Linked DNA regions of Homo sapiens: region 2 is linked to region 1. A link is a loop called in an ENCODE intact Hi-C map of the cell type or tissue named here. Cell type or tissue: GM12878. All regions are shown on one strand. Region 1 overlaps LINC01924 (long intergenic non-protein coding RNA 1924). Region 2 has its middle 66 kb from the start of LINC01924.

Region 1 (2,500 bases):
TATCGCAAGTTACAAATCTCTGTTGAGTTTTCTGAATTTGATGGAAGGAAGTAAAGACCCTTGTTCCAAGTTATTTGACTGCAGCATTTCTCTTTCTTTTTGTAACATAGCTCTTTAAACACTCTGTTTGTATAGACTTAAAATGTTATGAAAGTTTTAAAAAAACTTTTTTACTCAAGCATAGCATCCACCATAAGGAAATTTTGAAACTTTTGGTAATTTCCAGTCATAAAACACATTGTAGGAGGTAGTGATGATTTTCATCTGCACCTGTTGTTAATCAGTTCCAGAGTAAATTAACACACAGTCCGCTGGTTTTTCGCTTCCTTTTGCTTTTATACCTAGAACCAGCTGCTTTGTTTCACATCCAATATATACTTCATGGAACCTCTGGTATATGAAATTGCAGCTTTTTTGTTTTTGCTCTGCATGGGTTAAGTGGAGTTATGCTCCAAAGCCAATGTTTTTGATTCCGTGAAAAGAATCCTGTGACCTTGTGGAATTCTATCCTCCAAAGTCCTGGGCTGATTTACAAACCATCATTGCTTAACGGGATAAGGGGCCACATCTAGACCTTTCTTAGCACAGATAAATTTTTCTATTCTCTTCTCCCCAGTACTTCCTGAAACACCTCTGCTCCACAAAAATTTCCATTCTTCTTTGCCTTGCGCAATGCTGTGTGGGCTGCTTGGGTGGCTCGTCATCACAGAAATCTTTTTTTTTTTCCGTCACAAGAAAGAGAACAACCTTTCAGGGGCTCATTTTGTTTCCTGCTCGCTTCTCTGACAAGCGAAGTACAGATATGCATGTGGCAGAGTGAAAGAAGTCTGCCCGGGGAAGCCTCAAGACCTGGTCTGCACTTGTGCCTTTTTCAGGAATTATAATTACAAACAGCTCTATAGTGCTCATGGCTGAGCTCCTGTAAGCAGAAGAGGTTTGGAAACAGGCAGGACCCAGAGAACTCTGAATTGTTTCTATTATTTAGGGTCTCCACCACTTTGTTTGCCAGCAATGGCTAAAAACCAAACCTCTGAAGGGCTCAAATTTTCAGGAAAAACACCCTCAGTACATTAATAGTACATTTTCATCTTCTTCAGTGTCTGTCTCATGCACACTTCTTAGGAGAGATAAAAATATTACCTAGTGTAAGGTGTCCACCCACCTTTTGCCCTCAGACTTCTGTACTTAGAACAAGGTTTGCAGAAAAGTTAGCAGGAATATCATCCGTCTCTGAAGCCTCCCTAACAAACTCAAAGAAAGGCACCTTAGGGCCTCAACGTAGAAATTATTTTAAAGCATGTTGAAACCACAAATGGCATGCAAATAGATGCTACAGAAAAACAAAGCACTGTGAGAACTAATGACCTCAGAGCTTGCAGTTCTCAAGTAACCTCTGTAAAAGGTCAATACAAGAGGCAAGATTAAGAAACAGGAGCCGAAGCAGACTCTTCACAGACGAGCAGGAGGAAACAGGCTAACGGGCCTCACTTTCTCATGGCACCCATGCAAGCTCATTCATGATGCAAACCAGGCAGCTGGTGCCAGAATTCGTGTCTTTGTAAACATCTCTGCTTTCTAAAAGAGAACATAATTCTCCTCCCCTGGTGTATTTCTTCACTTATAGCTGTCTGAATTGAAAAGGCAGATGTTTTATTTAGGGAATTGACTGCAAAGGTGATTGCTTTCAGGTGAAACAGTTAATAAATTAAAATTTAGGGAACAAATAAGTCTACTTAGGGAATAGAACTCTACCAGCTAAATGTGGAGAGAAAAGAGCTCAGCCTAGTTGTTCTTGGAATAGCTCTGTGGATAATTACATAATTAGGAGAGCAGGGTGGAGGGGCACAGTCGTATTGATTAGCTGTCTAGAAATTGCCCTATTGCTAAACCTGGAGGCAGACATTTTATTATCGAAATAAAACCTGTTGTACAAGACTCAAGTCTCATACAAATGCAAGTGTTATAAGCAATGCAGTGTACTTTACAGTGCCCCAAACCCTTGGGATCTCAGCTTCTTTTGAACAAAGTCAAACATACCCCCTTTTAAAAACTTTCTGCCTTAATCCCACTCCCATTCCAGCCACTTCAGTATCTTCCTGTAAACCTTCACTGAAAAAATCCTGAAGAGTAAACTCTACCCACCAGTTCCAGGCCCTCATTCACCATTGTTCACTTTTTAATTCACTCCAACCTCATTTCTGCCTGTGCCATTTCTTGGGACCTCTCCTGCCAGAGACCTAATCATTTCCCTCCTCTGAGCCACTGAGGACACTTCAATCTGCATATTCTGAGACTGCATGACAATGTCTCTGCTGACCACTTTGTCCTTCTGAAAGCCCATCTTCCCCTGGTTACCAGGAGCCCACAACCTCGCAGTGTTCCTCCTCTATCTCATATTTTTATATATATTTTTTGCCACGCCATCTCATAAGCTCACAGAATGGTTTTGAATAAATATTTGTTCCATAAATAAGAAATGTAAAAGAAAAGTGAAAGAATA
Region 2 (2,500 bases), 160 kb after region 1:
AAAAAAAAAAAAAAAAAAAAAAAGGAAGTGGCATGTTTGTAGATTTAGTTAATTAATGTTAATTAAGCAAAAGATTGTAAGAAACCCTAGTGTGGTAACATAGCTTTGCTTTTTGTAGATATCCTGATGTGACTATAATGCTGTCTAGGACGCTGGAGAAACATCCTCCAAGTCAACATCCTCCTGTGGTCCTGTTGGCACCCTCCAGTGATGCTGGGTAGCCAGTGTTGTGTTGGCACTTGGTATGGCTGCTCTGGGTAATGATGATGATGACTTCATATATGAGTGTCAATTGCCTCATACTCCATATTGTCAGACATTTTGCAAAATGTTCTTTGTTAAACACATTACAAATGCCTATTTTGACCACAGAGTTTCTGAGTAAAGCCAATCAAAAAACTACCAAAAGACTGCTAACTTCAACAAAACTATTACAAACTTCAATGGCTGGAAAGACATTGAGACCAACAGTTTCAATCCCACCCTTTCCAAGGGAAACTTTTAAAGCCTTCATATCCTTCTAACTCACGAGACATCATCCCAGTAATGGACAAGAGTTAGAAACACAAACTTGACTGACTGCCTTTCACCAGAAAGAATATTCAAAAATTAGAGGAATATGACTATCAAAAACATTTACAAAGTATATAGCTATTACTTGAAAGCTATATCTATATATTTTTTTTCCTTATTTTACTATACATAAGAAAAAGACCCTTTATCTCTGTGGCTACTTTCTGACATATTTCTCACCGAACTATAACCTAAAAGACTCCTGAAAAGGAGATTTTTGCATGTGGCAGTAACACCAGTCCTGTGACAGGGAAAGAGCAACCCAGGCTTCTATTCCCTTGTCAGTCATCAGACCACTGTCCATTTCCATACCACATGGCCCATACTCTCATCTTTTCACCAAAATGAGCAGCATTCATAATTTCTAAATTTCAAAGATGTATTTTGTGAACTTTTACTGGAGTTGAGTGCTTTAGAAATAAGGCAAAAGAGTGCTATCGTCAGGGAATTCATCTCACCCTATTGATAAAGCTCAGATCCCACCTGTAGTGGGGGTTCTTGAGTTTAAACCATGGTGAAAATGTGTACACTGCTGACCTCTGGTGGAGATTTTTATTTTACTCTTTTTTGGTTAACTTGTCTTTGTGAAACAAGGGAATTTTACACCAATTACCTTCATAATAGCAAACACAAAAAATATTTTTGAAGTCAATTTAAATACTGTGTGGGACCTGTCAGATGCACAGATGAAATTGGGACAGATAACCTATCAATTTGCTCGTTGCTTACCTGCTAGTCACTCATTAACTTAAAAGTACTTTTAGTGTCTCTTAACTCTGCTACAAAAAAGATTGGAAGATTGGATATTGATGTATGTCCAGTGTGGCCCATTTAAAACATCTGCCATAACCATTTAAAAGCTGTTAATTCATGTCCATTTACCTATCCACACGTCAATTACAGCTAGTGAAATGCATTTGTCAGTTTTTTTCCCCCTTCCCTTCATCTCTGAAACATTCTAACACAAAACTGTGCTTGCTGGAAAAATCTGGTGATTACTAAATTAATGTTTTATTTTTGTCTTAGCATGTCTTTTGGAAAAAACACAGTCCTGATTGTCATATTCTTCTTATGCTTAAGTGCAACAATTGGAACTCAAGAATAGCCCCATGCTTTGCAGGATATGAAAAATAGTTTGAAGTCCAAAGTTCCACCCTCCATATCTAATGATGATCAGTGACTCCGTTACAGAAAGTTTTCCCTCAGTAAACCCGGAGGAAGTGGGTACTTCTTATATTACAAAGATACAATGGCAATCTGTCTGCATGTGATTTTTTTAAAAAACATGGGACCTCTGGATTCTAATTTCTAAAGTTTGAGTAACTTTGGACAAGTCACTATCAGTCACTAAATGTCTGCAAATCTTAGCATAAGAGACACAAAGTTCTTGGAAGTAAAGAGAGGTATTGTGTAGACAGGGACTATCTCTCTGATATATGGCCAGAGACAAAAAATGATGAAAAGCCCAGCCCTGGGAAGGTCTGAGGGAAAAACCAAGCAGAAAGAACAATACAGAACAAGCTCATTTCTTGGAAGATCAGCAGGTTAGTGGGCCCCAGAATAGAGGGATGGAAATGATCAGATGGGACACTGAAGAAGTAAGCAGCTCAGACCACACAGTTCTTATAGACCATACAAAGAATTGGAATTTGATTCTAAGTTTAAAATGGGAGCCATTGGAAGGTTGGAAGCAGGAGAATCATGTGATTTGATTTCAGCTTTTAAATTTTCACTCTGGAGGCAGGGAAGCTGGTCAGGAGACTATTGCAGTAGGACAATATTGCAGAACATGAAAGTGGCTTGGTCTTAGCTGCCGTGGCATAATGAATAACCAAGTATGAGGTGCACAGTTAAAAACAAATTTGAAATGTGTTTTGAAATGAAATGTGTTTTGAATTAAGTTGCATGCTATGACAAATATTATCAT

The links. A loop is a pair of places that touch in the nucleus more often than their neighbours do. Peaks named below come from ENCODE experiments on the same cell type or tissue, not always from the same donor. Only the 100,000 strongest peaks of a DNase experiment are listed, where the experiment ranks them.
Region 2: a loop joins it to region 1, with 2.1 times the contacts of the local background. A loop is called at or near these places in 1 of 110 quality-filtered maps.

The regions. Positions count from the first base shown.
Region 1 is chr18:64,201,313-64,203,812 of GRCh38, reverse strand. The region is part of intron 2 of LINC01924 (long intergenic non-protein coding RNA 1924); the gene reads right to left. Among named protein-coding and RNA genes, the nearest start is that of LINC00305, 53 kb to the right of the region's middle. In GM12878, no CTCF peak of the experiment used is centred here; DNase peaks (open chromatin) are centred at 262 and 1,386.
Region 2 is chr18:64,036,608-64,039,107 of GRCh38, reverse strand. No RefSeq gene overlaps it. Among named protein-coding and RNA genes, the nearest start is that of LINC01924, 66 kb to the left of the region's middle. In GM12878, a CTCF peak has its summit at 1,093 (motif pointing left); no DNase peak of the experiment used is centred here.